4 separate regions of the Homo sapiens genome follow, and all the other regions are linked to region 3. The links are chromatin loops, found by intact Hi-C in ENCODE. Cell type or tissue: endothelial cell of umbilical vein. All regions are shown on one strand. Region 1 overlaps NLRP12 (NLR family pyrin domain containing 12). Region 2 overlaps NLRP12 (NLR family pyrin domain containing 12). Region 3 holds the start of LOC107985279 (a long non-coding RNA gene). Region 4 overlaps TMC4 (transmembrane channel like 4).

Evidence for each region. Hi-C counts contacts between places; a loop is a spot of excess contacts. Peaks named below come from ENCODE experiments on the same cell type or tissue, not always from the same donor. Only the 100,000 strongest peaks of a DNase experiment are listed, where the experiment ranks them.
Region 1: a loop joins it to region 3, with 8 times the contacts of the local background. A loop is called at or near these places in 3 of 110 quality-filtered maps.
Region 2: a loop joins it to region 3, with 13 times the contacts of the local background. A loop is called at or near these places in 3 of 110 quality-filtered maps.
Region 4: a loop joins it to region 3, with 16 times the contacts of the local background. A loop is called at or near these places in 104 of 110 quality-filtered maps.

What each region holds. Positions count from the first base shown.
Region 1 is chr19:53,789,353-53,797,352 of GRCh38, reverse strand. NLRP12 (NLR family pyrin domain containing 12) reads left to right here. Exons shown (of 10, transcript NM_144687.4): 9 at 1,324-1,494; 10 at 3,217-3,612. The coding sequence ends at 3,304. Among named protein-coding and RNA genes, the nearest start is that of MIR373, 4.6 kb to the right of the region's middle. RefSeq lists enhancers at 1-311, 4,206-4,706, 4,707-5,207. In endothelial cell of umbilical vein, a CTCF peak has its summit at 4,239 (motif pointing left); a DNase peak (open chromatin) is centred at 4,202.
Region 2 is chr19:53,805,112-53,813,111 of GRCh38, reverse strand. It overlaps NLRP12 (NLR family pyrin domain containing 12), which reads left to right. Exons shown (of 10, transcript NM_144687.4): 3 at 1,824-3,525; 4 at 5,447-5,617; 5 at 7,662-7,832. Among named protein-coding and RNA genes, the nearest start is that of NLRP12, 15 kb to the left of the region's middle. In endothelial cell of umbilical vein, CTCF peaks have their summits at 3,452 (motif pointing left) and 4,248 (motif pointing left); DNase peaks (open chromatin) are centred at 3,121 and 4,231.
Region 3 is chr19:54,227,978-54,235,977 of GRCh38, reverse strand. LOC124904768 (a long non-coding RNA gene) reads right to left here. Exons shown (of 3, transcript XR_007067339.1): 2 at 4,042-4,237; 3 at 1-399. LOC107985279 (a long non-coding RNA gene) reads left to right here and starts at 2,001. Exons shown (of 3, transcript XR_001754004.2): 1 at 2,001-2,091; 2 at 4,635-4,747. It also overlaps the pseudogene LOC100421130. RefSeq lists an enhancer at 3,139-3,892. In endothelial cell of umbilical vein, a CTCF peak has its summit at 4,140 (motif pointing right); a DNase peak (open chromatin) is centred at 4,167; H3K27me3 peaks cover 984 bases.
Region 4 is chr19:54,164,735-54,172,734 of GRCh38, reverse strand. It overlaps TMC4 (transmembrane channel like 4), which reads left to right. Exons shown (of 15, transcript NM_144686.4): 2 at 652-865; 3 at 3,075-3,223; 4 at 4,055-4,287; 5 at 4,443-4,564; 6 at 7,169-7,316. Among named protein-coding and RNA genes, the nearest start is that of TMC4, 4.4 kb to the left of the region's middle. In endothelial cell of umbilical vein, a CTCF peak has its summit at 4,054 (motif pointing left); DNase peaks (open chromatin) are centred at 4,054 and 7,904; H3K4me3 peaks cover 52 bases.

The sequences.
Region 1 (8,000 bases), 440 kb after region 3:
AGGAGTTTGAGACCAGCCTGGCCAACATGGCCATCTCTATTAAGAATACAAAAATTAGCCTGGCGTGGTGGTGGGTGTCTGTAATCCCAGCTACACAGGAGGCTGAGGCAGGAGAATCACTTGAACCCAGGAGGTGGAGGTTGCAGTGAGCGGAGATCACACCATTGCACTCCAGCCTAGGTGCCAGAGAAAGACTCCATCTCGAGAAAAAAAAATAATAATTCAATCTGGTGCTCTGTAAATTCCAATCAAATGTTAATTGTGACTTTCTCCCTCACCTTTCTGCCAGGCCAGCTGTAGCCCTAATCTGAAGGACTTAGAATGGGATGAGGCATCATCTAGTTTATTTGGGATTTTTTTTTTTTTTAAAACAGGGTCTCCCTGTCACCCTGGAGTGCAGTGGCACGATCTTGGCTCACTGCAACCTCCACCTCCCGGGTTCAAGCAATTCCTGCCTCAGCCTCCCGAGTAGCTGGGATTACAGGCATGCGCCACCACCCCGGCTAATTTTGTATTTTTAGTAGAGACGGGGTTTCTCATGTTGGTCAGGCTGGTCTTGAACTCCCGACCTCAGGTGATCTGCCTGCCTCGGCCTCCCAAAGTGCTGGAATTACAGGCGTGAGCCACCACGCCCGGCCTAACCCAGATAATTTTTTAAAATGTTTCAGAGGCTGGGCGTAGTGGCTCACGCCTATAATCCCAGCACTTTGGGAGGCCAAGGTTGGTGGATCACTTGAGGTCAGGAGTTTGAGACCAGTCTGGCCAACATGGTGAAATCCCCTCTCCACTAAAGATATAAAAATTACGGCCGGGCACAGTGGCTCATGCCTGTAATCCCAGCACTTTGGGAGGCTGAGGCGGGCGGATCACGAGGTCAAGAGATTGAGACCATTCTGGCCAACAAGGTGAAACCCTCTCTCTACTAATACAACAATTAGTTGGGTGTGGTGGCTCTCGCCTGTAGTCCCAGCTGCTGGGGAGGCTGAGGCAGGAGAATCACTTGAACCCGGGAGGCAGAGGTTGCAGTGAGCCGAGATCATGCCACAGCACTCCAGCATGGGCAACAGAGGGAGACTCCATCTCAAACAAAACAAAAATAAAAGGATACAAAAATTAGCCATGCTAATTGGTGGTGGTGCACACCTGTAATCCCAGCTACTCAGGAGGCTGAGGCAGGAGAATCGCTTGAACCTGGGAGGCGGAGGTTGCAGTGAACAGAAATCTCACCACTGTACTCCAGCCTGGGAGACAGGGTGAGACACTGCCTCCGAATAACATAAGTAGCCCCTGGTGTTACCTTAACCAACTCCTTATCTTCACCAGGCTGGATAGCTGTGGCCTCACAGCCAAGGCTTGTGAGAATCTTTACTTCACCCTGGGGATCAACCAGACCTTGACCGACCTTTACCTGACCAACAACGCCCTAGGGGACACAGGTGTCCGACTGCTTTGCAAGCGGCTGAGCCATCCTGGCTGCAAACTCCGAGTCCTCTGGTGAGGGATGATGACCAGTTCTTTCTGGAGGAGGCTGGACATTGGGCTGGGAGCATGAGGGTAGATAAGCTGGATGGACAAATACGTTATGCACTGGTGTATGCAATTAGGGGGCATACAGATGAGGCCACATATTAGCTATGTCATCTACTGGCTGTGTGACCTTGGATAATTTCCTTGTCTGAGGCCGGGCGCGGTGGCTCACACCTATAATCCCAGCACTTTGGGAGGCCGAGGCGGGTGGATCACGAGGTCAGGAGATCGAGACCATCCTGGCTAAAATGGCGAAACCCCGTCTCTAATAAAAACACAAAAAATTAGCCGGGCGTGGTGGCGGGCGCCTGTAGTCCCAGCTACTCAGGAGGCTGAGGCAGGAGAATGGCGTGAACCCGGGAGGTGGAGCTTGCAGTGACCCAAGATCACACCACTGCACTCCAGCCTGGGTGACAGAGTGAGACTCCATCTCAAAAAAAAAAAATTTCCTTGTCTGTTGAAGGGGACCATCGTGGCTCACCAATTGCATTGGAGGTCACTGTGATTCGAGTGAGAATCTAGAATTACTCTGCCTGGGTTCAAACTCCAATTGCTTTTTTTTTGGACAGGATCTTGCTGTGGCCCAGGCTGGAGTGCAGTGATGCAATCAAAGTTTAGGCTGGGTGCAGGGGATGGCGCCTGTAATCCCAGTACTTTGACAGGCTGAGTTAGGAAAATTGCTTTCTTTACACACACACACACACACACACACACACACGCACACACCAGGTATGGTGGCACACACCTCTAATCAAAGCTACTCAGGGGGCTGAGGTGGGAGGATCCTTTGAGCTCAGGAGTTCAAGGCTGCAGTGAACCATGATTACGCCACTGGGTGACCCAGCAGGAACTTGTCTCAAGAAAAAAAAGGCCAAGGCAGGCAAATCACTTGAGGCCAGGAGTTCAAGACCAGCCTGGCCAACATAGCAAAACCACATCTCTACTAAAAATACAAAAACTTACGGCTGGGAGCGGGTGGCTCTATGCAAAAATTAGCCAGGCATGGTGGCACGTGACTGTAATCCCAGCTACTTGGGAGGCTAAGGCAGGAGAATCGCTTGAAGCCAGGAGGCGGAGGTTGCAGTGAGCTGAGATCATGCCACTGCACTCTAGCCTGGGCAACAGAGCAAGACTCCATCTTGGGGAAAGAAAAAAAAAATGGAGAACATAGTTGCATCTTCATAAGGCTATGATAAATTATGAATTGGCCAGGTGTGGTGGCTCACACCTGTAATCCCAGCACTTTGGGAGGCCGAGGTGGGCGGATCACGAGGTTAGGAGACTAGGACCATCCTGGCTAACACGGGTGAAACCTTGTCTCTACTAAAAATACAAAAAATTAGCCGGGCGTGGTGGTGGGCGCCTGTAGTCCCAGCTACTGGGGAGGCTGAGGCAGGAGAATCGCTTGAACCTGGGAGGTGGAGGTTGCAGTGAGCTGAGATTGCACCACTGCACTCCAGCCTGGGTGACAGAATGAGACTGTGTCTCAAAAAAAAAAAAATTATGCAGTTAACACAGCTTGGGGACTTGCATGTAGCATGTAGTAAGCCTACTTTCCAGCAGCGTTGGGTGGAATTTCTGGAGGATCATGGAATTATCTTACCACGGTAGTGCACAATAGATACTTAAGGCTTATTAATTGAATGCCACAGTAGTACACTGGAATAATATCAACTCTTGTGTCCACAGGTTATTTGGGATGGACCTGAATAAAATGACCCACAGTAGGTTGGCAGCGCTTCGAGTAACAAAACCTTATTTGGACATTGGCTGCTGAATGGTCCTATCTGCTGGCTCTCCCCTGAGATCTGGACAGAGGAAGATGGGAGGGTGCTCATCACCCCCCCAGCATAATGATCAGCCTCCTTCCTAGAGACAGACTCATGCAGATTGAGATCAAAAGTCCCTCTGCTTGGGATCAAATTAATGTTTGACAGAGCTGGCCAGGCGTGGTGGCTCATGTATGTAATCCTAGCACTTCGAGAGGCCGAGGCAGGTGGATCACGAGGTCAGGAGTTTGAGATTAGCCTGGCCAAGATGGTGAAACCCTGTCTCTACTAAAAATAAAAAAAAATTAGCCAGGCATGGTGGCGGGCACCTGTAGTCCCAGCTACTCAGGAGGCTGAGGCAGGAGAATCGCTTGAACCCGGGAGGTGGAGGTTGCAGTGAGCCGAGATCGCGCCACTGCACTCCAGCCTGGGCGACAGAGTGGGACTCCATCTCAAAAAAAAAAAAAAAAAAAGTTTGACGGAGCTTTAAGGGATGACCAACTAAGAGAGGTTTGATGGCCCCTAACAGGAGGGGTAAATCCCAACAGGGGCCAGGTGCGGTGTCTCACGCCTGTAACCCCCGTACTTTCAAAGGTGGAGGCAAGATGGGTTGCTTAAGTCTAGGAGTTAGAGACCAGCCTAAGCAACATAGCAAGACTCCACTGTTACTAATTAGCCAACTACTATTAATTAGTACAATTAATTACCCAGGAGTAGCAGCACATGCCTGTAGTCCCAGCTACTCTGGGGACTGAGGTGGGAAGATCGCTTGAGCCCAGGAGGTCGAGGCTGCAGTGAGCTGTCATTGCATCACTGCGCCCCAGCCTGGGCAACAGAGGGAGACGGTGAAAAATGGCCAGTAGGGGCCCTCAGAGGCCACCCAGCCCTGCCAAGCCCTGGCTGCATCGGAACATAGTAATATTTGAGCTCTGGGGTGGGTGCCACTGCCATCTAGTGGACGACACTAGGAATGCATGCCAACATCCAGCAAGGAATGCACAGGACAAAGCACTTGGTCCAAAGGCAAATTGTGCCAAGTTGAGGAAAGCCTATTCTCAAATGTCACAGGATACATGGGGCAACTCAGCATTTGGGAAGAGACTGGTATGCAAGCTAACCCTCAGAATGCTTGTTATGCCAACAGCCCTGATCCTCCCTTGCTGGAGGGGATAATGTCTGAAATCTTAACGTGGCAGGCATGTCAGGATGGCCCCCTGCCTGGAATTCACTGGGCCCTGCCAAGAACTGACACCTACAAGGCCACGTGTAGGCTGGCCATAACCTATTATACACTGTGCTTTCAACAAAAATACCGCCAGATGCGGTGACTCATGCCTGTAATCCAAATACTTTCGGAGGCCAAGGCAGGCAGATCAGCTGAGGTTAGGAGTTCGAGACCAGCCTGGCCAACATGGTGAAACCTACTAAAAATACAAAAATTAGGCTGGGCACGGTGGCTCATGCCTGTAATCCCAGCACTTTGGAGGCCGAAGCGGGCGGATCACTAGGTCAAGAGATCAATACCATCCTGGCTAACACAGTGAAACCCCATCTCTACTAAAAATACAAAAAATTAGCTGGGTGTGGTGGCATGCACCTATAGTCCCAGCTGCTGGGGAGGCTGAGGCGGGAGAATCGCTTGCACCTGGGAGGCAGAGGTTGCAGTGAACCGAGATCGCACTACTGCACTCCAGCCTGGGCGACAGAGCGAGACTCCATCTTAAAAAAAAAAAAAAAAAAAGGGTGTGGTGGCTCACACCTGTAATCCCAGCACTTTGGGAGGCCAAGGAGGGCAGATCACCTGAGGTCGGGAGTTCAAGACCAGCCTGACCAACATGGAGAAACCCTGTCTCTAATAAAAATATAGAATTAACCAGGCGTGATAGCACATGCGGGTAATCCCAGCTACTCGGGAGGCTGAGGCAGGAGAATCACTTGAACCCGGGAGACAGAGGTTGCAGTGAGCAGAGATCACGCCATTGCACTCCAGCCTGGGTGATAGAGACGCCGTCTCAAAAAAAAAAAAAAAAAAAAAAAAAAGAGGAATCCATATTCCCTTGGCTGGGTGCAGAGGCTCACGCTTGTAATCCCAGCACTTTGGGAGGCCAAGGCGGGTGGATCACAAGGTGAGGAGATCAAGACCATCCTGGCCAACATGGTGAAACCCCGTCTCTACTAAAATACAAAAAATTAGCAGGGCGTGGTGGAGGGCGCCTGTAGTCCCAGCTACTCAGGAGGCTGAGGCAGGGGAACCACTTGAACCCAGGAGGCGGAGGTTGCAGTGAGCCGAGATTGTGCCACTGCACTCCAGCCTAGTGACAGAGCAAGACTCTAAAAAAAAAAAAAATGCATATTCCCATTTCAATACACAGAAACCTATATTCCCATTATTAGGAATTCGAACTAAGAATCTTTAAACTATGTCACTGCCCGGTGGGAAATCAGGTCCCCATGCTGTGCTCAGCCCACACACTGGAGATCTACAGACCAGAACCTGCAAGGAGACTGAGGCAGTTTCAGAAAAAGTGACCTTACAACTCCAGAGATCAGATACTGATTCAGTCCTGTAGACATAATTGTCCCATTGGCCAGGTGCAACAGCTCATGTCTAATTCCAGCTCTTTAGAAGGCCAAGAATTTTTACACCAACCTTAAGGTGCCGCCTGAACACAAAAAAATTATCTACTCTATGTACTACTATCTATCTACCCCAGAAGGGGTATTCATGCATAGACCCAGCTACTGAAGCTGAGGAAAAATGCTTGAGTCCAGGAAGTGGAGGCTACACCTAGCTCGACAGAACCGCTACATTCCAGCCTAGATGACATGATCGTCTACAAAAAAGAAACTAAAAATGGCCCACCATTACCACGTAAAACTGTGCCTTAAGCTTTCTGCAATCCCAGCACTTTGGGATAAGAGATTGTTTAGGTTTCAAGACCAGATTGGGCAACATAGTGGGATCCTATCTCTAAATTTTTTAAAAAGTTATTTACCCAATATTCTTTATATGTCTGCATTCAGTCCTGTTTCCACAGCTGCTTCTGAAGCAAACAGCCCTGCTTACAAACCACCCCCACCTACACCCTGCTGGCCATACAGGCTAAACCCTAAACAAGCTTAAGAAACTCAACTAAAGGCTGGGCGCAGTGGCTCAAACCTGTAATCTCAGAATTTTGGGAGGCCAAGGTGGGTGGATCACTTGAGGTCAGGAGTTTAGTGAGACCAGCCCGGCCAACATGGGGAAACGCCATCTGTACTAAAAATCCAAAAAAAATTAGCTGGGCATGGTGGTGGGTGCCTATAATACCAGCTACTCGGGAGGCTGAGGCAAAAGAATCGCTTGAACCTGGGAGGTGGAAGTTGCAGTGAGCCAAGATCATGCCATTGTACTCCAGTCTGGCGACAGAGCGAGACTCCATCTCTTTAAAAAAAAAAAAAAACAAAAAAAAAAACACAAAAACAAAAAACCCTCAACTAACAATCCCCAAGCTGCCCGTAGAAAAGATGACAGGAGGCCCAGGTAGGTCAAATATAAAGAGAAGTCTTACTGGTTACCGTGGCGGACTCCCCACCAGTGGTGGCGGTATTGGGACAGAGGCTACAACTGCTTTATGAATTGCGGGTACAAATAGCAAAACAAAACTCCCTTGAATTTGAGATCTTACTTCAGTTCAGATACTGTGGAGTGGGCAAAGCAGCCGCAAGGGTTTGGAACACCTACAGGGGATAGGAAAACTTACAGGGGATAGTGGCCAGCAGACCCGGAAACCAGTGATAGGGCAAACAGCAACTAAGAACCTACTGAAGGCCCCACGTGGTGGCTCACGCCTATAATCCCAGCACTTTGGGAGGCCGAGGTGGGTGGATCACCTGGGGTCAGGAGTTCCAGAGCAGCCTGGCCAACGTGGAGAAATCCCATCTCTAAAAAATGCAAAAAATTAGCCAGGCGTGGTGGCTTATGCCTGTAATCCCAGCTACTTGGGAGGCGGGGGCAGGAGAATCGCTTAAGCTGGCAGAGGTTGCAGTGAACCAAGATTGCGCCATTGCGCTCCAACCTGAGCGAGAGCACGAGACCATCTGAAGCAAAAAAACCTTCCAAATATGAACTTAGGCCTGGCACTGTGGCTCACACCCATCATCCCAGGGAGGCCACCCAGGGCAAGACAGTAAAGCCCCATCTCTACTAAAGGAGGGATGTTTGATTCCCCCTAAGTTTCAGACCAAGCTGGCCAATGTATGAGACCCCAATTTCTACTAAACATTAGTGGAGCATGGCGGGGACACTCCTGTGGTGCCAGCTACTAAGGGTGGGGTGAGGGGGGGCTTATATGGGAAGATCTTTTGATCTAGGGAGCTCAGGCCTGCAGGGAGCTGTGATGGTGCCACCACACTTCAGCCTGGGTGGTTTTTATTTTTTGAGACAGTTATCGCTGTCACCCAGGCTGGAGTGCAGTGGCACAACCTCGGCTGGCTGCAAGCTCCACCTCCCGGGTTCATGCCCTTTCTGCCTCAGCCTGTGACTACAGGCACCCACCGCCATGCCCGGCTAATGTTTTTGTATTTTTTAGTAGAGATGTGGTTTCACCGTGTGAGCCAGGATGGTCTTGATCTGACCTCATGATCAGCCTGCGTCGGCCTCGGCAGTGCTGCCACTGTGCCCGGCCTTACTTTTTAAACTTGTTTGAAGTTTAAAGAGCAGAA
Region 2 (8,000 bases), 420 kb after region 3:
GTCAGGAGTTCGAAACCAGCCTGGCCAACATGGTGAAACTCCGTCTCTACTAAAAATACAAAAATCAGCTGGGTGTGGTGGCGAGCACCTGTAAATCGAGTTACTCAGGAGACTGAGGCAGGAGAATCACTTGAGCCTGGGAGGCGGAGTTTGCAGTGAGCCTAGATCATGCCACTGCACTCCAGCCTGGGGGACAGAGCAACACTCTGTCTCAAAAAAAAAAAAAAAAAGAGATATTGATGATTGCACAACATCGTGAACTTAGTGTCACAGAGTTGTACGCTTTAAAGTGGTTAAAATGGTAAATTTTATGTGTATGTCACTATAATTAAAAGTACACATATTTGTTTTGAAAATTTTAGTATCAAACTCAGATTCTTTTTTTTAAGCTTCTCTCAGGCAGCTATCATGGGCCTCTGCTGGCATCCAATACCAAGGGATGCATTTGTATCCAGACCAGGGTTTCTCCACATTGGCACTGTTGGCATTTCGGGGCCAGAGCGTTCTTTGCTATGGGGTCGTCCTGTGGTTCCTGGGATGTTGAGCAGCACCTCTGGCCTCTATCCACTATGTGGCAGTAGTACTTTCCCAGTTGTAACAACCAACCCACTTGTCCCGTTGCCAAATGTCCCCTGGGGAACTAGGGGACACAGTCACCCCAATTAAGAACATTGTTCTAGATTTTTTTTTTTTTTTTTTGAGGCAGAGTCTCACGCTGTCGCCCAGGCTGGAGTGCAGTGGGGCGATCTCTTACAGGTGTGAGCCACTGCACTTAGCCCAGGGACTGCATTTCTAACAAGATTGCTGCATGATATGTATGCGTCTTAAAGTTGGAGAAGCACAGCCAGGCATGGTGGTTCATGCCTGTAATCTCAGCATTTTGCGGGGCTCAGGCAGGAGGATTGTTTGAGGCTAGTAGTTGTAGACCAGCCTGGATAACACAGCAAGACCCTGTCTGTACTGAAAAAAAAAAAAAGTTTGAGAAGCACTGCTCCCAAGTTTTCTGTGCCCCCTTTGTTTTCTCTTTCTTTTGTTTTTATAGAGACAGGGTCTCACTATGTTGCTCCGGCTGGTCTCAAACTCCTGAGTTCAGGCGATCCTCCCACCTGGACCTCCCAAAGTGCTGGGATTACAGGCGTGAGCCACCGCACCTGGCTTGTGCCCCCTTTGAAAAAAGGCAGATTCATGTCTGCACTATCTGGTAATGTACCCGTTCTATAAATCCTTTGCTGAAAGTCACTTTGTGGGGCTGGACACAGTGGCTCATGCCTCTAATCCTAGCACTTTGGAAGGCCGAGGTGGGCAGATCATGAGGTCAAGAGATCGAGACCATCCTGGCCAACATAGTGAAACCCCGTCTCTACTAAAAATACAAAAATTAGCCAGGCCTGGTGGCATGTGCCTGTAATCCCAGCTACTCGGGAGGCTGAGACTGGAGAATCACTTGAACCCAGGAGGTGGATGTTGCAGGGAGCACACCATTGCACTCCAAGCTGGGCAACAGAGCGAGACTCCATCTAAAAAAAAAAAAAATTAGCCAGTCTTATAACCTAGTCTCAAAACAAATAAATTATTTTAATTAAAAAAAATTTTTTTTTGAGATGGAGTCTGGCTCTGTTGCCCAGGCTAGAGTGCAGTGGTGCGATCTCAGCTCACTGCAACCTCCACCTCAGGGGTTCAAGTGATTCTCCCATCTCAGCCTCCTGAGTAGCTGGAACTACAGGCACACACCTTCTTTGAGCCACATGAGGAGCGCTTTACCTCGTGAACTCATTAGAGGCTGCTGATGAGTCTTCCACAAAACCTTCATTCCTCTCCCCTAGATCCCCAGGAAACCTACAGGGACTATGTCCGCAGGAAATTCCGGCTCATGGAAGACCGCAATGCGCGCCTAGGGGAATGTGTCAACCTCAGCCACCGGTACACCCGGCTCCTGCTGGTGAAGGAGCACTCAAACCCCATGCAGGTCCAGCAGCAGCTTCTGGACACAGGCCGGGGACACGCGAGGACCGTGGGACACCAGGCTAGCCCCATCAAGATAGAGACCCTCTTTGAGCCAGACGAGGAGCGCCCCGAGCCACCGCGCACCGTGGTCATGCAAGGCGCGGCAGGGATAGGCAAGTCCATGCTGGCACACAAGGTGATGCTGGACTGGGCGGACGGGAAGCTCTTCCAAGGCAGATTTGATTATCTCTTCTACATCAACTGCAGGGAGATGAACCAGAGTGCCACGGAATGCAGCATGCAAGACCTCATCTTCAGCTGCTGGCCTGAGCCCAGCGCGCCTCTCCAGGAGCTCATCCGAGTTCCCGAGCGCCTCCTTTTCATCATCGACGGCTTCGATGAGCTCAAGCCTTCTTTCCACGATCCTCAGGGACCCTGGTGCCTCTGCTGGGAGGAGAAACGGCCCACGGAGCTGCTTCTTAACAGCTTAATTCGGAAGAAGCTGCTCCCTGAGCTATCTTTGCTCATCACCACACGGCCCACGGCTTTGGAGAAGCTCCACCGTCTGCTGGAGCACCCCAGGCATGTGGAGATCCTGGGCTTCTCTGAGGCAGAAAGGAAGGAATACTTCTACAAGTATTTCCACAATGCAGAGCAGGCGGGCCAAGTCTTCAATTACGTGAGGGACAACGAGCCTCTCTTCACCATGTGCTTCGTCCCCCTGGTGTGCTGGGTGGTGTGTACCTGCCTCCAGCAGCAGCTGGAGGGTGGGGGGCTGTTGAGACAGACGTCCAGGACCACCACTGCAGTGTACATGCTCTACCTGCTGAGTCTGATGCAACCCAAGCCGGGGGCCCCGCGCCTCCAGCCCCCACCCAACCAGAGAGGGTTGTGCTCCTTGGCGGCAGATGGGCTCTGGAATCAGAAAATCCTATTTGAGGAGCAGGACCTCCGGAAGCACGGCCTAGACGGGGAAGACGTCTCTGCCTTCCTCAACATGAACATCTTCCAGAAGGACATCAACTGTGAGAGGTACTACAGCTTCATCCACTTGAGTTTCCAGGAATTCTTTGCAGCTATGTACTATATCCTGGACGAGGGGGAGGGCGGGGCAGGCCCAGACCAGGACGTGACCAGGCTGTTGACCGAGTACGCGTTTTCTGAAAGGAGCTTCCTGGCACTCACCAGCCGCTTCCTGTTTGGACTCCTGAACGAGGAGACCAGGAGCCACCTGGAGAAGAGTCTCTGCTGGAAGGTCTCGCCGCACATCAAGATGGACCTGTTGCAGTGGATCCAAAGCAAAGCTCAGAGCGACGGCTCCACCCTGCAGCAGGGCTCCTTGGAGTTCTTCAGCTGCTTGTACGAGATCCAGGAGGAGGAGTTTATCCAGCAGGCCCTGAGCCACTTCCAGGTGATCGTGGTCAGCAACATTGCCTCCAAGATGGAGCACATGGTCTCCTCGTTCTGTCTGAAGCGCTGCAGGAGCGCCCAGGTGCTGCACTTGTATGGCGCCACCTACAGCGCGGACGGGGAAGACCGCGCGAGGTGCTCCGCAGGAGCGCACACGCTGTTGGTGCAGCTGTAAGTATCCCTGGGGTATCCCCTGGGGCTGCTTAGGTTCGTGTGTTTTTTTTTTTTTTTTTTTTTTTTGCTCTGTTGCCTAGGCTGGAGTACACTGGCGTGACCTCAGCTCACTGCAACCTCCGCCTCCCGGGTTCAAGAGATTCTCCTGCTTCAGCCTCCCAAGTAGCTGGGACTACAGGTGCACGCCACCACGCCCACCTAATTTTTGTATTTTTAGTAGAGACAGGGTTTCACCATGTTGGCCAGGGTGGTCTCGATCTCTTGACCTCGTGATCTGCCCGCCTTGGCCTCCCAAAGTGCTGGGATTACAGGCATGAGCCACTGCACCCGGCCCACGATTTTTTTTTTTTTTTTTTTTTAAACTAAGTCTCTCTTGGTCTCCTAGGCTGGTGTGCAGTGGCGCAATCTTGGCTCACTGCAGCCTCTGCCTCCCGGGTTCAAGCGATTCTCCTGCCTCAGCCTCCTGAGTAGCTGGGATTACAGGTGCCCATCACCATGCCAGGATAATTTTTGTATTTTTAGTGGAGATGGGGTTTCGCTGTGTTAGCCAGGCTGGTCTTGAACTCCTGACCTCAAGTGATCCACCCACCTTGGCCTTGAGGTTCATGCTCTTAACCAGTGCCTCTCAGCTGGGGGTGATTTTGCTCTGACATTTGGCGATGTTTGGAGACACGTTTTTGGTGGTCACAACTGGGAAGCAAATAATACTACTGACATCTAGTGGATAAAGGCCGGGAATGCTGCAAACATCCTACAGTACACAGGACAGTCCCTCTGGCCCCAAAGTGTCAATAGTGCCACAAAGACTAAACAACACCCATTGGGACTAAATTGAGGTCGATGTCTGGGAGAATTTATTCAATCAACAAATATTACTAAGTCCCTTTTTCTTGAGAGAGTGTGGCTCTGTCACCAAGGCTGGAGTGCAGGGGCACAATCTCAGCTCACTGCAACCTCCACCTTGCGTGTCTCAGCCTCCTGAGCAGCTGGGACCACAGGAGTGTGCCACCACACCCAGCTAATTTTTGTATTTTTTTAGTAGAGATGGGGTGTCACCATGTTGGCCAGGCTGGTCTCAAACTCTCGGCCTCAGCCTCCCAAAGTGCTGGGATTATAGGTGTGAGCCACCACACCCAGCCTCTATATCCCTTTTATCGGTGGACCCAACAATCTTCTGTAGACAGAAGACTGTGTGAATAAGCCAATGGTCCCAAGAGAGCACGCATCCTAATGAGAACGGAGACAGATAATAAAGAGGGAAACAAGTAAACCAACTATCAATGATTAGGAGCGTCAGATAGAGCCAGGTGCAGCCTGGACAACATGATGAGATCCCCATCTCTAAAAATATAAAATAAATTAGCTGGTCATGATGGTGCACACCTGTAGCCCCAGCTTCTCAGTAGGCTGAGGTGGGAGGATTGCTTAAGCCTGGGAGGTCAAGCCTACAGTGAGCCATGATCTCACCATGCACTCCAGCCTAGACAACAGGGCAAGGCCCTCTAAAAAAAAAAATGAAAAGATAGCATGCTTTGGCCGGATGTGGTGGCTCACGCCTGTAATCCCAGCACTTCAGGAGGTTGAGGCGGGCAGATCACCTGAGGTCAGGAGTACGAGATCAGCCTGGCCAACACGGTGAAACCCCATCTCTACTAAAAATACAAAATTAACTGGGCGTGGTGGCTCATGCCTGTAATCCCAGCTACTCTGGAGGCTGAGGCAGGAGAATCGCTTGAACCCAGGAGGCGGAGGTTGTGGTGAGCTGAGATTGCGCCATTGCACTCCAGCCTGGGCAACAAGAGCGAAACTCCGTCTCAAAAAAGGATAGCATGCTTCATAAACGGTGAAATGACATGCAAAGGCCATAGTTGTCAAGCACCAGTAACACCAGAGAGTGGCCTGTCTTTCCTTCAAGCAGACCAGAGAGGACCGTTCTGCTGGACGCCTACAGTGAACATCTGGCAGCGGCCCTGTGCACCAATCCAAACCTGATAGAGCTGTCTCTGTACCGAAATGCCCTGGGCAGCCGGGGGGTGAAGCTGCTCTGTCAAGGACTCAGACACCCCAACTGCAAACTTCAGAACCTGAGGTGAGTGCAGGCTGGTCTGGGCGTTTCAGGTGGTCCCCACCGTGGCCTCTCATGGGGATCAGTCACAAAGGTTCTATCACGGGATGGTGTATTCGTTGGCTACGGCTGCCATAAAAAAGTGTCACAAAGCCAGGTGCCGTGGCTCACGTCTGTAATCCCAGTATGTTGACAGGTGAAGGCGGGCAGATCACTTGAGGTCAGGAGTTTGAGACCAGCCTGGCCAACATGGCAAAATGCCATCTCTACAAAAAATACAAAAATCAGGAGGGTGTGGTGGCGGGCGCCTGTAATCCCAGCTGCTTGGGAGGCTGAGGCAGGAGAATCGCTTGAACCTGGGAGGCGGAGGTTGCAGTGAGCCGGGATTGTGCCACTGCACTCCAGCCTGGGTGATACGGTGAGACTCCATCTCAGGGGGGAAAAAAGTGCCAAAGACTGGGTGGCTTCACCACATAAATCTATTTTCTCAAGGCAGGTGGGGGGCTGCTGGAAGTCCAAGACAAGGAGTGGGCAGGTTAAGTTCTTCTGAGGCCTCTGTCCTGGGCCTGCAGATCACTGCCTTCTGTCTTCACATGGTCATCCTGCTGTGTGGGTCTCCAAATTTTTTTCTTTTTTTTACTTTTTTTTTTTTTAAATTTTTGAGACACTGATATGCTCTGTCACCCAGGCTGGAGTGCAGTGGCACAATCATGGCTCACTGCAGCCCCAAACTCCTGGACTCAAGCGATCCTCTTGCTCCAGCATCACGAGTAGCTGGGAAAACAAGCATGTGCAACCACACCCGGCTAATTTCTTTTTTTTTTTTTTTTTTTTTTTTTGAGACGGAGTCTTGCTTTGTCACCAGGCTGGAGTGCAGTAGCGTGATCTCGGCTCACTGCAACCTCTGCCTCCTGGGTTCAAGCGATTCTCCTGCCTCGGCCTCCTGAGTAGCTGGGACTACAGGCAGGTGCCACCATGCCCAGCTAATTTTTTGTATTTTTAGTAGAGACGGGGTTTCACCATATTAGCCAGGATGGTCTCAATCTCTAACCTCGTGATCCACCCACCTCGGCCTCCCAAAGTGCTGGGATTACAGACTGAGCCACCGTGCCCAGCCACACCAGGCTAATTTTTGTATGTTTTGGAGAGATGGGGTTTCACCATGCTGCCCATACTGGTCTCAAACTTCTGGCCTCAAGTGATCCTCCTTCCTCAGCCTCCCTAACTGTTGAGATTACAGGTGTGAGCCACTGTGCCTAGCCAAATTTTTTTCATATGTTATTTTTTGAGATAGTATTGCTCTGTAGCCTGGGCTGGAGTGCAGTGACATGATCTCGACTCACTGCAACCTCCGCCTCCTGAGTTCAAGCAATTCTCCTGCCTCAGCCTCCTGATTAGCTGGGATTACAGGGGTGCATCACCACACCCAGCTAATTTTTGTGTTTATAGTAGAAATGGGGTTTCACTGTGTTGGCCAGGCTGGTCATAAACTCCTGACCTCAGGTGATCCACCCACCTCGGCCTCCCAAAGTGCTGAGATTACAGGCTTGAGCCACCGCACATGGCCTTGAATTTCTTTAAGGGCAACCTTTGTGAATGTATTTGACTACAAAGCATCAAAACATTTTATATTGTTCTTGTTGCTTTTCTTGACAGGTAAAATTTATCATATATAACATGATATTTTGAAATAAATATATTGGCCAGGTATGATGGCTCACGCCTGTAATTCCAGCACTTTGGGAGGCCCAGATGGGGAGGATCACTTGACCCAGGAGTTCAAGACCAGCCTGGCCAACATGGTGAAACCCCATCTCTACTAAAAATACCAAAATGAGCCAGGCATGGTGGCACACGTCTGTAAGCCCAGCTACTCAGGAGGCCAAGGCAGGAGGATTGCTTCAACCCAGGAGGCAGAGGTTGTGGTAAGCCAAAATCATGCCACTGCTCTCCAGCCTGGGTGACAGAGCGACTCTGTCTCAGAAAAAAAAAAAAAAGCAAAAGAAAATAATCCACAAAACTGGAGCAAAAGAAATGACCAGCTCCTTTCTCCTCTTTTCCACCCCAGGCTGAAGAGGTGCCGCATCTCCAGCTCAGCCTGCGAGGACCTCTCTGCAGCTCTCATAGCCAATAAGAATTTGACAAGGATGGATCTCAGTGGCAACGGCGTTGGATTCCCAGGCATGATGCTGCTTTGCGAGGGCCTGCGGCATCCCCAGTGCAGGCTGCAGATGATTCAGTGAGTCTCTATCCCCGGGAGCAACTTCTTAAGCTCATTGTCTCCTGGGGCATGAAATATCACAAAATGCTGGTAATCCCCAAATCTCCACCTTTAAATCAGGGCTGGCCCTTAACCCCATGACCTAAGACCCTGGCCCTGGACTCTAGGCACTTTGGAAGACCTGCT
Region 3 (8,000 bases):
ATTTCAGACATGAGGTTCAACCCAATCAGGTGGTGGTTTAGGATGATCACACAGGGCTTGGTTATTCCAGAGATGAGGTTCCATCCAATCAGGCGGTGGTTTAGGGATCACACAGGGCTTGGTTATTCCAGAAATGAGGTTCCACCCAATCAGGTGGTGGTTTAGGGATCACACAGGGCTTGGTTATTTCAGAGATGAGGCTCAACCCAATCAGGTGGTGTTTTAGGGATCACACTGGGATTGGTACCAAATGTGACAATGCTCCATGTGCCTGATCACCTCCTGGACCCCTCTGAGGTGGAAATCAGAGAAAGGCATTTGTGTGCAGCTGCTGTTCATTCCGGATTCCTTTCCTACATGGGAACTTACATGATGCTTGACCCTGAAGAACAGAACTGGCTGAAAAAGAATTCAGGAATGAAATCCCATTTATAATAGCCACAAACAATAAAAGACCTGCTAATAAATTTAACTGACAAGGTAAAAACCTCTACAAATAAAATTATAAAGCTCTAAGAAAAATTAAAGAGGACACGAAAAAACTGGAAAGATACCTCATGTTCACACGTTGAAACAATAAATGTTTACAAAAAGGACCATAGGACCCAAAGCTATCTACAGATTCATTGTAATTCCTATCAACATACAAGTGTCTTTCTTCACTGAAATATAAAAAATTCTAAAATTAATATAGAGCCATAAAATACCCAAAATAGCCAACGCAATGTAGAGAAAAAAAAACAAAGCTGGAGACATCACACTACCTGACTTCAAAATACACTACAAAGCTATAGTAACCAAAACAGTAAGGCACTGGCTTAAAAACAAACACATAGACAAATGGAACAGAACAAAGAACCTAGAAATAAATCCACAAATTGACAGCCAACTGATTATCAACAAACATGCCAAGAACATATATTGGGTAAAGGACAGTTTCTTCAATAAATGCTGCTAGCAAAACTGCATATCCATATGCAAAAAAACAAAACTCAACCTCTGTCTCTCACGATATACAAAAATCTACTCAAGACAGAATAAGACCCAAAGTAAGACCTGAAACTATGAAACTATAGAAGAAAACACAGAGGAAACGCTTCAAGACATTGGTCTAAGCAAACATTCTATCAGTAAGACCTCAAAAGCATAGGAAACGAATTCAAAAATAGACAAATGGGTGTATCAAACTAAAAAGCTTCTGCAGAGCTCAGGAAACAACCAACGGTGTTATGACCTACAGAGGCAGGGAGAAACATTTGTTACCTATTCCTCTAACAAGGGTTTGATCATCAGAATATATGAGGAACTCAAACAGCTCAGAGCCTTTGATGGAGAAATGAAGAGGTGCTGCTACGTAGAGAAATAAAGAAGTCAGAGGGAGGAAGTTTGGGAGGAACAAACCATGCTTTCCAGGTATTGGGAGGCTCTGTTTCTCTCTCTGACTTAGTTAACTGTTTTTAATACATCTCCTTCAGTCTGCTTCCCACATGGGGTCATTGCTCCTGTGATGGCCCTATTGGTTCCTCTTGTCAACCAAGTCAGAGAATGGAAGAGCTTTCATTCCCTGAGCATCTTCTTCTTCACACACAATGAACAAATCCACACCATTCTACCACAGAGTCCTTTTTATCAATGTCTCCTGTCCAACGCTACAGTCCAAGCTCAGCTGGTTTCCTCAGCTCAGCACTTCATGGATTATGACAGCATAACTCCAATCCCTGCCTCTATCTCTGGGCTGGTTTCCCATTATTACTGCAGAAGCCCCCATTCTGTGTGAACAGACACAGTGACACACCAGACACCCCCTCCAGCCTGGCCCCTGGAGGATCTGAATGGAGATTGGGACTCCGCAGGGTTGCCCAGGAACATGGTTTCACACATTCTCCTGTAGGAAATCCATAACCACTATCACCACGTGGTCATTTCCAGCATCTTGGGATGTAGAGGATGCCGGCTGGTCCCTGCAGTGGCAGATCCTGTGGCAACTCTGGAAATCCTGTGAAGAACTTACGGAGGCCCTGTGAAGATCCTATGGAGATCCAGTCGAGGTCCTATGAAGATCCACGGAGAACCTATGGATGTCCTGCAAAGGTCCTATGGAGAATCTATTGAGATTCTATGGAGGTCCTGTGGGGGTTCTATTGAGATCCTATGGAGGTCCTGTGGGGGTTCTATTGAGATCCTATGGAGGTCCTGTGAGGGTTCTATTGAGATCCTATGGAGGTCCTGTGGGGGTTCTATTGAGATCCTATGGAGGTCCTGTGGGGGTTCTATTGAGATCCTATGGAGGTCCTGTGGGGGTTCTATTGAGATTCTATGGAGGTCCTGTGGATGTCCTATTGAGATCCTATGGAGGTCCTGTGGGGGTTCTATTGAGATCCTATGGAGGTCCTGTGGGGGTTCTATTGAGATCCTATGGAGGTCCTGTGGGGGTTCTACTGAGATCCTATGGAGGTCCTGTGAGGGTTCTATTGAGATCCTATGGAGGTCCTGTGGGGGTTCTACTGAGATCCTATGGAGGTCCTGTGAGGGTTCTATTGAGATCCTATGGAGGTCCTGTGGGGGTTCTATTGAGATCCTATGGAGGTCCTGTGGGGGTTCTACTGAGATCCTATGGAGGTCCTGTGAGGGTTCTATTGAGATCCTATAGAGGTCTTGTGGGGGTTCTATTGAGATCCTATGGAGGTCCTGTGGAGGTTCTATGGACAACCTATGGAGAACCTGTGGAGAACCTATTGAGATCTTATGGAGGTCCTGTGGAGGGCCCATGGAGATTCTATAGAGATCTTGCTGATCCTATGGAGATTCGAGCACTTTTCCATGCATGAGGTTGGGAAATAGACGTGGGGTTTCAGGATAGGAAGTCTAAGGCCAGCACTATGTTTTCGTAGGAAACTCAAAGTAAATAGTTTCATGTTCCAGAAGAAGCCCAAATTGAGATATATCTGGGGACCTAAGACAGAGGGGTGCTGTGCACTCACCCAAAGGCTCTTTTTCTTGGGTCTCAACCGTGCATTCACAAAACTGATTTGGAGCAAGATGGAGACCCCACATTAGTGATCAGACAGAAAGAGCTTCCACTGTGCATGGCCTGAAATCTCATTTCCCACCCAGGTGTTTCTCTCACATGGAGGAAAAGACATAAGCCATTGGAAGAGGCTCAGATAATTCTGCCCACCTCAGATCCCAGGTAATGACTCATTGTGGCCGGAAGAAGGTGGATCATAAAATCCCTCTACCCTAGGAGGAGTGCAGAGAACAATCCTGGACTGTGATCCTAGACAAATACCATTAGAGATATGCAAATTTGGAATAGGGACAGAAAACCCGTCCCCATCAAACAAACCTACTCAATACAATGCAGCTGCCATGAGGAGCGGGGACAGAAACACGGAGACAAACCCACCCTCAAGGCCCAGGCACACAGAAACTGCCGGAGACTGAGGCTGGAGGAGGACAGGAGAAACGTCTGCTCTCGACCAGGAGCTTCTCCTGAGAAGCTAGCAGGAGCGCCCACAGCTGGGGTTAGGAGATCTAAGGATCCGCTGATGACTGGGTTAATGCCGTGAGCTTCAGCCAGCTCTGTGTCAGCAGCCCCAGTGCGTGCTGGAGGGGCCCGTGAGTGTCGTGGCCATGGAGCAAGAAAAAAAGGACATGCTGCCAGGCGCAGTGACTCACGCCTGTATTCCCAGCACTTTGGGAGGCCGAGTTGGGCAGATTATCTGACGTCAGGAGTTCAAGACCAGCCTGGCCAATATGGCGAAACCCCGTCCCTACTGCAAATACAAAAACTAGCCAGGTGTGGTGGAAGGTGCCTGTAATCCCAGCTACTCGGGAGGCTGAGGCAGGAGAATCAGGGGACAGAGGTTGCAGTGAGCCGAGATCGCGCCACTGCACTCCAGCCTGGGCGACAGAGTGAGACTCCGTCTCTAAATAAAATAAAATAAAAGAATCAAAGAAAAAAGGACATGCATGGAACCAACACCAGCGACTCCCTCTTACCAAGGACCAAGCAGCCACCACTGTCGCTGAGAGTCTCACCTGTGACCAGCAGAGCGCTCTGGATGTGATGCCTTTGAGTGGACCAGCGAGCGAGTCATCTGGTGGCCGCTTGACGACATGGCGCGCATTCCACCAGGAGGGGGCAGCAAATCCTCCTGACCGGGCTGGATGCTGGCGCTCAGATGGGTTCTGCTGGGCTCACTGTGGCTCTCCGCCAGGAATCAGAGGCTCCCGCCTGTTTAAATGGAGCATCTCATGACTTAATCTCAGATCGAGGGACCTGCACGCCCATGAAATCAGTGGGGCAATGAGAACAGGGCCACGTGATATCCTGGGGATGATCTGAGATAGGATGCGTGCCATGTAGTGGTTGGGTGCTGCTGGGGCTGACAGAGCATCGGAATGGCCTCTTACAGTAGATGCAAGAAACAGTTTGTGGATGAGACTCTGCACTTTAGGTGCTCTCTGATGGTGTAACAGACATAGATATAAAACAGAGATATAGATAGCTGTAGACAATATACATATTCATATGAATGAACACTAAATGATGCTATGTCTTTTCCTTCTAATATTTTTGTTCTTATTTTTCTATAATGGGCTCTGCAAATGAAAATGCTATGTCTTTTCAGAGGTAGAACACACGGGCTGGGAAAGGAAAGGAGCGTGTCATCAACAGCCCCCATCACCACCCCTCCAGGTGACTCACTGGGCAGATAAGCACGTCCTGGGCCTGCACTTTTAGGTGATTTGGGGTTAGACGATCTGCCTGGTGGGAAATTACTACCAGGGAAGAAACTAAGGGTTACCCTACGCCAAAAATGATCACTTTGCCCTTTTCTCTTTTTTTTGGCTAACTTTAGGATATCTATTTTGTAAAAAATTAGTTGCTTTTTATACAACTTTACAAAGTTTTTAATGTTTCTTTGGCATTGGAATATAATGGAATTTTACAACTGTATAAAAAAGTTCGTTTGCCTAAGAAACAGTATTTACCGTGTGTACCTAGTTGACTGACAAAATTCTCTACCATCCAGCACCCTAATTAATTGATGAAATAGACTATTTAATATTACAAGATTCCCCAAAAGAAAGGAGGAGAAAGATACACACACACACACACACACACACACACACACACACCCTCCCTTCTTGGCTCAGAACACAGTATCACGGCCCTATCTGCAGGCAACCTGGAATTACCAAATACAATTCAGTGATTAAAAAAAAAAAAAAAAAACCTTTCAGTGATGACACAATACTTATAAGTCCCACTGAAGTACTGCTTTAGTTTAACTATACATAAGAAATTATTTAACCTTCTGCTATTCCAAATATATTTAATCCTCATGTCTTAAGATAAGGCTTCCTCCCCCGAAAACTAACTGCATTTTATCTCTGAAATTAAACAGAAAAACAAACAAAAAACAAAAACCCAGTGCTGATGGCAAACATACAGCCAATTCACTTCTTCGTTCTTCGCAAAGACTGAAATCAGTTTCCAGTACCATGAAGAGCTAGAAATTCACCTGTTTTCAAAGACTTGTTTGTAGACTATGCAGCAGCTTTGTTGTCTTTCTTTCAGAGAGCAGTACTATCAATTCAGACTATTTAGGGGCCAAAGGCTGTGCTTTTCCTATATTCAAAATCTGCAAACTCCCGACCCCTGGAACCTCCTCTGAATCCGCCGCGAAATCCTCAAGGGGTGGTCAAGGTACCACTTCTGCCACCACGCCCTCTGCCACCATGGAAACCAAGACCTCCCTCTGCCTCTGTATCCCCCATGGCCACGGTTTGGACAAAGTGGGATTCCAAATGTTTCAGCATTTAATCTTCTTCCTTCAGCCCAGGTTGGCCTCCGTTCTCTATTGTCATCACCAGAAATATTATCAAAGGAGGATTTAGTTTGGTCATAAAAGCAATTAGGTCCAAGTGCATCTTCTTCATCAGCATGTCCTTCACTGTTTTGGGTATCAACTCCTGAGTCTCCTTTATCTTCACCATTTACAGGCTTCTCCTCTTTCTCAAGTTTATCTTCTTTTAATTTAAGTTTATTATGAAACTCTCTGCCCATCTCTTCCTTGTTGAATTGGGCATTTGCACTTTCAAAGTCAAACTCTTTCTCTCACGCCTGTAATCCCAGCAATTTGGGAGGCCGAGGCGGGCGGATCACGAGGTCAGGAGATCGAGATCACGGTGAAACCCCGTCTCTACTGAAAATACAAAAAAATTAGCCTGACGTGGTGGCGGGCGCCTGTAGTCCCAGCTACTGGGGAGGCTGAGGCAGGAGAATGGCGTGAACCCGGGAGGCGGAGCTTGCAGTGAGCCGAGATCGGGCCACTGCACCCCAGCCTGAGCGACCGAGCGAGAGTCCGTCTCCAAAAAAAAAAAAAAAAATTCTCAAATTTCATTGGCCCATCTCGCCGAATACCAAATCTTCCCCTGCCACCCCATGACCCCCACGCCCTCTCCTTGGCGCTGAAGGAGCACCTGGAGCTGCTTGTCTCTTGTTTCATTTCTGAGTTGCTCATTTTCTGGCCTTGGAACGTTGTGCGCTTCAGCTCACCTCTGCTCCTGATTCTCTATTGCTTTTTGGCTGGTAGATGGCAAAGGCCTGGTTGATACAGGACTCCTTCTCCCAACAGGTGCTGGAGCAGGTCCGTGGGCCCAGGCGGTCTGCACTCCTTGTTCCATGGTTGGGCTTCTTCTCAAAGGGTCGAACTGAGCGCTTGAAGGACCTTGAGATAATTGTGTTTTTAGGGATCTTGTATCCTGTGTAAAGGCAGAATCAACCACTCTACTTTGGGGCAAGCTACCACTGTTTGATATTTCTGTTCCAAAGGAGGTCAAAGAGCTTCCAGCAACACCAACAGCACCAAACTGCTGCCCCACTAAGGAACTTGGACTGAACTGGCTGGATGTGTCCATAAGAACCCATGGACTGGAATGAAGAAGTCGATGAGCCTAGTGAGAACTGAATGATAGCTAGAGTTTCCATGTCATTCTTACTTTCTCAAATATTTGGTAGAAATCAACAGTGTACCCATTTAGGCCAGATTTCCCTATGGAAAGATTTCTGAGTGTAGGTTGAATTTCTTTTCTTTTTTTTTTTTTTTTTTCAGAGTCTCCCTCTGTCGCCTAGGCTGGAATGCAGTGGTGTGATCTCACCTCACTGCAACCTCCGCCTCCTGGGTTCAAACAGATCTCTTGCCTCACCCTCCTGAGTAGCTGGGATTACAGGCATGCGCCACCTCACTTGGCTAATTTTTGTATTGTTAGTAGAGGTGGGATTTCACCATGTCGGCCAGACAGGTCTTGAATTCCTGACCTCAGGTAATCTGCCCGCCTCAGCCTCCCAAGGTGCTGGAATTAAAGGTGTGAGCCACCAATCCCAGCCAGTTGAATTTCTTTAATAAAAATAGGAAATGTTACACTATATATTTGTTCTTGAGTAAATTTTGGTAGTTTGTATACTTCAAGATATTTTCTATTAAATGTGAGTTGTAAAACATCTTAGCATAGATTCCTAGTTTTGCTTCACTAGTCCTTTTATGTCTGTAGGATGGGTAGTGGTGCCTCTTTCCATCTTGATTTGGTAATTGTTGTGCTCCCTCTCTCTCTCTCACTCTCTTACTTTACATCCTACAAACGTTCATATGTTATAATTTCATTGACATTTTTCGTTAATGTTCTATCAATTTAATGTTGTGTGATTCTATAACCCATGAATATTTGTTTTTGCTTTTGCGATGGAGTCTTACTCTCTCACCCAGGCTGGAGTGCAGTGGCACAATCTCGGCTCACTGCAACTTCCACCTCCTGGGTTCAAGTGAATCTCCCGTCTCAGCCTCCCGAGTCATTGAAAATACAGGTGCATGCCACCACACCCAGCTAATTTTTGCATTCTCAGTAGAGACAGCATTTCACCATGTTGGCCAGGCTGGTCTCAAAGTCCTGACCTCAAGTGATCCACCTGCCTCAGCCTCCCAAAGTGCTGG
Region 4 (8,000 bases), 63 kb after region 3:
CCTGGACTCCACTGCCCTGGAGTAGGAGGGTTCCACGCTTGGGGATGGAGTTGAGGGCTGTGGACCCCTGGGTCCAGGGGAAGTAGAGGCTGGCACCCGGACTCCTGGGCCTGAGGGAGGAGGGGCTGGGAACCTGGTTTCCTGGTCTGAGGGAGGAGGGGCTGGGTGCCTGGATTCCTATGTCTGAGGGAGGAGGAGCCGGGGGCCTGGACTCCTGGGTCTGAGGGAGGAGGGGCCGGGGGCCTGTTCTCCTGGGTCTGAGGGAGGAGGAGCCGGGGGCCTGGACTCCTGGGTCTGAGGGAGGAGGCGCCGGGGGCCTGTTCTCCTGGGTCTGAGGGAGGAGGAGCCGGGGGCCTGGACTCCTGGGTCTGAGGGAGGAGGAGCCGGGGGCCTGGACTCCTGGGTCTGAGGGAGGAGGAGCCGGGGGCCTGGACTCCTGGGTCTGAGGGAGGAGGAGCCGGGGGCCTGGACTCCTGGGTCTGAGGGAGGAGGAGCCGGGGGCCTGGACTCCTGGGTCTGAGGGAGGAGGAGCCGGGGGCCTGGACTCCTGGGTCTGAGGGAGGAGGGGCCGGGGACCTGGTTTCCTGGTCTGAGGGAGGAGGAATTAGGGCCCAGACTCCCGGGTCTTCCCAGCCCCCTGCTCCTCCCCAGGCCCATCGCTGTCTTCTGTGCTGAACGAGCTGCCCAGTGCTGCCACCCTTCGGTACCGAGACCCTGGGGTGCTGCCTTGGGGGGCGCTGGAGGAGGAGGAGGAGGATGGAGGAAGGAGCAGAAAGGCCTTCACAGAAGTCACCCAGACAGAGCTGCAGGACCCTCACCCTTCCCGGGAACTGCCCTGGCCCATGCAGGCCAGACGGGCACACAGGTGAGGCCCCACCTCCAGCTGGGACCCGCACAGCCCGGACCGGGCCCTTCTCCCATACCCTGGACTCGGTCTCCTCCCTCTGTCCTCTGCCGCTCCTGGCTTCTGGGGCCTCTCTCTGCCCCGCTCAGAGCTGCCTCTCTTGGTTTCTTTCTTCCCCTCATCTTTGTCTCTACTTCGGACTCCAGGTGAGTGCTGCCTTTCGATGGCTCTGGGGTCTCTTCTCTCTGGGATTTGCCGTCTCCCTGGTCTCCACCAATCCTGTCTCTGCCTCAGTTTCTCTCTGTGTGTGTGTCCAAAATCTGTTAATATTTATTTCTCTCTGCTTTATACCTTCCTTCATCTTTGCCTCCTCTTCCAAGCCTCCCTCTCTTTAACTTCTTTCTTTTCCCATTCTCACTGCATAATTTGCAGGGCCTGGTGAACAATGAAAATGCAGGTGCCCTCCTTCAAAAATGATTATGGGCCCATTGCAGTGGCTCACACCTGTAATCCCAGCACTTTGGGAGGCCCAGGCGAGTGGATCACCTGTGGTCAGGAGTTCGAGACCAGCCTGGCCAACATGGCAAAACCCCAACTCTACTAAAAATACAAACATTAGCTGGGTGTGGTGGCGGGTGCCTGTAATCCCAGCTACTCGGGAGGCTGAAGCAGGAGAATCGCTTGAACCAGGGAGATAGAGGTTGCAGTGAGCCAAGATCGTGCCATTGGACTCCGGCCTGGGTGATAGAGCGGGACTCCATCTCAAATATATATGCGTATATATATGCATATGTGTGTATATATATACACATATATATGTATATATATGTGTATATATATGGAAAAAACAATAAAAAATAACAATGTATCAACACTCCCACACCGATCAGTAGTGGGATCATGCCTGTGAATATAGCCACTATACTGCGGCCTGAGTAACATAGCGAGACCCCCATCTCTATTTTTTAAAAGTAATAATCAAAGTAACAATATGACAAAAAATAATACAAGTTAAAAGAACAGCTATCTATATAACATTTACCTTGTACCGGGTGTTATAAGTAATCTAGAGGTGATTTAAAGTGCATTGGAGGGCTGGGTGTCGTGGCCCATACCTGTAGCCCCAGCGCTTTGGGAGGCTGAGGCGGGAGAATTGCTTGAGCCTGGAAGTTTGAGGCTGCATTGAGCTATGATTGCACCACCGCACTCCAGCCTGGACAACAAAACGAGACATTTGTCTGTAAAAATCAGATAAAAATTAAAATAAAATAAAATAAAACAAACACAGGAGGATGTGTGTAGCCTGTATGCAAATACTATACCGTTTTATATAAGGAATTTGGGCATCTACAGATTTCAGTATTCTTGGGGAGTCCTTGAACCAACCCCCATGGATACTGAGGGATGGCTGTATTCATAAAGTGAGAGCCCAGATAAACTCCAGCTAGGGCAAGTGACACGGCATGACAGCACCCTGTGCGTCCCTCCCCTGACACCCCCTTTTTCCTCACAAATACAAGGTAACCTCTTCTCCCTAACCTTTTTTTTTTTTTTTTTGACAGAGTCTTGCTCTGATGCCCAGGCTGGAGTGCAGTGGTGCAGTCTCAGCTCACTGCAGCCTCCGACACCTGGGCTCAAGCGATCCTCCCACTCCAGCCTCCTGCTTTTCTGTAGAGCTTTGCAAGCTGTGCTCTGCAACGTTGTGCAAATAGAATCATACAGTCTTCAGTCTTTTGTGCTGGCTTCTTCTGCCTAGCATTAGGTTTCTTTCTTTTCTTTCTTTCTTTCCTTTCTTGGAATCTCACTCCGTCACCCAGGCTGGAATGCAATGGCGCCATCTCAGCTCACTGCAACCTCCACCTCCCAGGTTCAAGCAATTTTCCTGCCTCAGCCTCTCGTGTAGCTGGGATTACAGGCACCCGCCACCAGGCCCAGCTAATTTTTTTTTTTTTTTGGTATTTTTAGTAGAGACAGGATTTCACCATGTTGGTCAGGCTGGTCTCGAACTCCTGACCTCAGGTGATTCACCCACCTCGGCCTCCCAAAGTGCTGGGATTACAGGCCTGAGCCACTGTACCCAGCTGGTTTCTTTTTTATTGCTACAGAGTATTCTATCTTATGTATAGGCCACAATTTACTTCTCCATTCTACTGTTGGATTGTGTCTACATTCAGATGGTTCCCAGTCTGGGGCTGCGAAACCCCTCATTTTCTGCCTGTTTCCCTCCCAGGCAAAGAAATGCCAGCAGGGACCAGGTGGTCTATGGCTCTGGAACTAAGACGGACCGATGGGCGCGGCTACTTCGGAGGTCCAAGGAGAAAACAAAGGAAGGCTTGCGAAGCCTGCAGCCCTGGGCGTGGACACTGAAGAGGATCGGGGGTGCGGTGGGGTTTGGGTGGTGTCCTGGGGGCAGGGCCTGGACTCCTGGGTCTGAGGGAGGAGGGGCTGGGGACGGACTCCTGGGTTTGAGGGAGGAGGGGCTTGGGCCTGGATTTTTGGGTCTGAGGGAGGAGGGGCTGGGGGTCTGGACTCTTGGGTCTGAGAAAGGCACGGCTGGGCCTGGCGCGGTGGCTCACGCCTGTAATCCCAACAGTTTGGGAGGCCGAGGTGGGTGGATCACCTGAGGTCAAGAATTCGAGACCAGCCTGACCAACATGGTGAAACCCCCGTCTCTACCAAAAATACAAAAACTAGCTGAGCATGGTGGCGCACGCCTGTAATCCCAGCTACTCGTGAGGCTGAGACAGGAGAATTGCTTGAACCCAGGAGGCGGAGGTTGCAGTGAGCCGAGATCGCGCCACTGCACTCCATGCTGGGCGGCAGAGCGAAACTCCGTCTCAAAAAAAAAAAAGAAAAGAAAAGAAAAGAAAAAAAAAAAAATATATATATATATATAGAGAGAGAGAGAGAGAGAGAGAAAGAAGAAGGAAGGAAGGAAGGAAGGAAGGAAGGAAGGAAGGAAGGAAGGAAGGAAGGAAAGAAAGAAGAAAGAAAGGAAAGAAAGAAAAGAAAAGAAAAGAAAAGAAAAGAAAAGAAAAGAAAAGAAAAGAAAAGAAAAGAAAAGAAAAGAAAAGAAAAGAAAAGAAAAGAAAAGAAAGAAAAGAAAAGAAAGAAAGAAAGGAAGGCGCGGCTGGACCCCAGTCCAGGGGTAGGAGGGGCTGGTCCTGCTCCCGGGAAGGAACCTGAGCCTCTCTCTGCTGCCCCCTGCAGGCCAGTTTGGCGCCGGCACGGAGTCCTACTTCTCCCTGCTGCGCTTCCTGCTCCTTCTTAACGTGCTGGCCTCTGTGCTCATGGCCTGCATGACGCTGCTGCCCACCTGGTTGGGAGGCGCTCCCCCAGGCCCTCCCGGCCCCGACATCTCCTCGCCCTGCGGCTCCTATAACCCCCACTCCCAGGGCCTGGTCACCTTTGCCACCCAGCTCTTCAACTTGCTCTCGGGTGAGGTAGGTGCCTGGGTCCCTGGGGGATTCCCCGCCCACCTGTGACCCCAGTGCCTTCAATGACACGAACCTCAAACCCTGACCCCAGACCCTGACTGTGCAGCTCCAGGAGCCCCGCCTCCTCCCACAGTGGCCCCTGCGCCGCCTTCCCCCCACAGGGTTACCTGGAATGGTCCCCTCTCTTCTATGGCTTCTACCCGCCCCGCCCACGCCTGGCGGTCACCTACCTGTGCTGGGCCTTTGCCGTTGGCCTCATCTGCCTCCTGCTCATCCTGCATCGGTCAGTGGCACCTGCACCCCTGACCCCTGACGGGACGGGTTGGGGTGGGGAAGCAAGTGGTGGTGGCAGAAACCCCCTCCCCAAGAATCCTCAGTCTTTTTTTTTTTGAGACGGAGTTTTGCTCTTATTGCCCAGGCTAGAGTGTAGTGGCGCAATCTCGGCTCACTGCAACCTCCGCCTTCCGGTTTCAAGCGATTCTCCTGCCTCAGCCTCCCAAGTTGCTGGGATTACAGGCGCCCGCCACCACGCCCAGCTAACTTTTTTGTATTTTTAGTAGAGATGGGGTTTCACCATGTTGGTCAGGCTGGTCTTGAACTGCTGACCTCGTGATCCACCCGCCTCGGCCTCCCACAGTGCTGGGATTACAGGCGTGAGCCACCGCGCCCGGCCCCAGAATCCTCGGTCTTGCTGTGTAACCCTTTATTCTGTGTGAGTTAAAATCAAGGTTTTGGGCCAGGAGCGGTGGCCCAGGAGGTGGAGCTTGCAGTGAGCCGAGTTTGCGCCACTGCACTCCAGCCTGGGCGACAGAGAGAAACTCCATCTAAAAAAAAAAAAAAGATCAAGGTTTTGGGATTTGTTTTTGTTTTTCATTTGTTTTGTTTGTTTGTTTTTGAGACAGAGTCTTACTCTGTCGCCCAGGCTGGAGTGCAATGGCACGATCTTGGCTCACTGCAACCTCCACCTCCCGGGTTCAAGCGATTCTACTGCCTCACCCTCCCAAGTAGCTGGGTTTACAGGCTCCGGCCACCACGCCCAGCTAATTTTTTGTATTTTTAGTAGAGACGGGGTATCGCCATGTTGGCCAGGCTGGTCTCGAACTCCTGATCTCAGGTGATCCACCTGCCTCGGCCTCCCAAAGTGCTGGGATTACAGGTGTGAGCCACCGCACCCAGTCTGTTTTGTTTTTTGAGACAGGGTCTCACTCTGTCACCCGGCTAGCGTGCAGTGGTGCAATCATAGCTCACCGGAAGCCTGGGCCTCCGGAACTCAACTGATCCGCCTACCTCAGCCTCGGGAGCAGCTGGGACCACAGGGGTGCACCACCATGTCTTGCTAAAAATTTTTTTTTAATGTTATAGAGACAGGGTCTTGCTATGTTGCCCAGGCTGCGCTCAAACTCCTAGGCTCAAGAGATCTGCTCACCTCAGCCTCCCAAGGTGCTGGAATTACAGGCATGAGCCAATGTGCCTGGCCAAAAGTCAACTTTTTTTTTTTTTTGAGACGGAGTCTCGCTCTGTCACCCAGGCTAGAGTGCAGTAGTGCGATCTCAGCTCACTGCAACCTCCGCCGCCCGGGTTCAAGCAATTTTCCTGCCTCAACCTCCCAAGTAGCTGGGATTACAGGCATGTGCCACCATGCCCGGCTAATTTTGTATTTTTAGTAGAAATGGGGTTTCACCATGTTTGTCAGGCTGGTCTCGAACTCCTGACCTCAGGTGATGCACCCGCCTCGGTCTCCCAAAGTGCTGGGATTACAGGCGTGAGCCACCACGCCCGGCAAAGAGCCTCGATTTTAAGAGAAGGGAAAAGCCCTGGAATAGGTCTTAAACAGGGGAATACGGTCTGAGTTGCATCAAAAGAAGGTCCCACTGGCTCAAGAACTGAGAATGGATTATATGCGGGCACAAGTGGAAGCAAGGAGACCATGTGAGGGCCCTCTGTGGTTGTTCACATGAGAGATGATGGGGGCCGGGGCCAGGGCAGTGAAGGTGCACATGGTCTCTTTGTCCAGTTCTGTTTCTGCCCCTGCTGGGGTTCTCTATCTCCTTCCTGGGTCTTTGCCCCCCTCTCTTGAGTCTCTTTACCTGCCCGTCTTCTCTGGGTCTTTTTTTTTTTTTTTTTTTTTTTGGAGGCGACCTCCACCTCCTGGGTTCAAGTGATCCTCCCACCTCAGCCTCCCAAGTAGTTGGGATTACAGGCATGCACCACCACGCCTGGCTAATTTTTGTATTTTTAGTAGAGACGGGGTTTCACCACATTGGCCAGGCTGGTCTCAAACTCCTGACCTCAGGTGATCCTCCCCCCTCGGCCTCCCAAAGTGCTGGGATTACAGGCGTGAGCCATGGCGCCTGGCCTGCCCCCTCTCTTGAGTCTTTACCTGCCATCTTCTCTGGGTCTCTGTCTTCTTCTCGGCTCTTCCCGCCGCAGCTCCCTTCTCTGTGTGCCTGTACTTCTTATGGGTCTTTGACCCCCATCTTTTGTAGATGTAGTTTCCCCTTTCTCACTGTCTTTTTCTCCCTTTCTCCGAATCTCCCTCTGGGGCCTCTGTCCCTCCTCCACATCTCTGTCTTCCTCAGGGCCTCTGTTTCTCTCACTCTGGGTTTCTGCCCCCTTCGCTCCGAGGCTCTGTCCCTGTCTCCTAGGTTTCTGCCTCTCTTTGGGGTGCCTGCACCCCAGAACTGTCTCTGAATCTCCCTTGGACTTTGCCTTCAATGACTGTGTCTCCGCCTCTTTGACTCTTTCCCCATCTGGTCTGGTGGGAACTCGCCTAGTACCCAAGGCCTTAGGGTTCATCTTCCCCATTTGTCCCAATATGAGGGGTCTCCCCATAACCCCCGTTCCTGGCTGTCCTTTCACTTCCCGTCTCCCGGGTCTCCCCTCTCAGCTCGGTGTCTGGGCTGAAGCAGACACTGCTGGCGGAGTCCGAGGCTCTGACCAGCTACAGCCACCGGGTGTTCTCGGCCTGGGACTTCGGTCTCTGCGGGGACGTCCACGTGCGGCTGCGCCAGCGCATCATCTTGTACGAATTAAAGGTGCGATTAGGGAGCGGGGTCTGCAACTGGGTAGGGACCAGACAGGACCGGGCTGAGATAACGCACAGGGCCTAACTCGGTGATGGGGCCTCCGGAGAGATGCTAAGCAGCTCCTTCTCCAAGAAAGGCAGGTCCTGGGGAATGAGAAGGTTGAGAGGAGGCCGAGATAGGGCTGCCCGAGCTCCAAGCGTGTAGGAAAAGGATGCGCCAGGGCTGGGATCGGTGGCTAATGCTTGTAACCCCAGCACTTTGGGAGACCGAGACAGGTGGATCGCTTCAGTCTAGGAGTTCGAGACCAGCCTGGGCAACATAGGGAGGCTCCCTCTCTACCAAAAAAAAAAAAAAAAAGTTTGTTTTTTTTTAAGTAAGCACAAGAAGCGGGCGGGGCCTAAGGCAATTTGGTTCAAAGTTAAGTGATGGGAGCGGCCAGCAGGGCGTCTTGATACAGCTGAACTGGAACTTCAGGCCAGGAATAAAGCGCAGGGCCACCTGGGGGCGGAGCCTCTGATGGGCAGGGCTGACCAGGGGCGGGTCTTGGGATGCTGGGCGGAGCCTCAGGGGCGGGGCCTGGGGTGCTGAGATTGACCGCGGAGGGATGGGGGCTTGGGTTGCTGGATCCGGCCGCGAAGGGGCGGGGCTGTAAAGGGCCGCTGGTTTCCTGGAGCAGGTGGAACCAGGACTGCA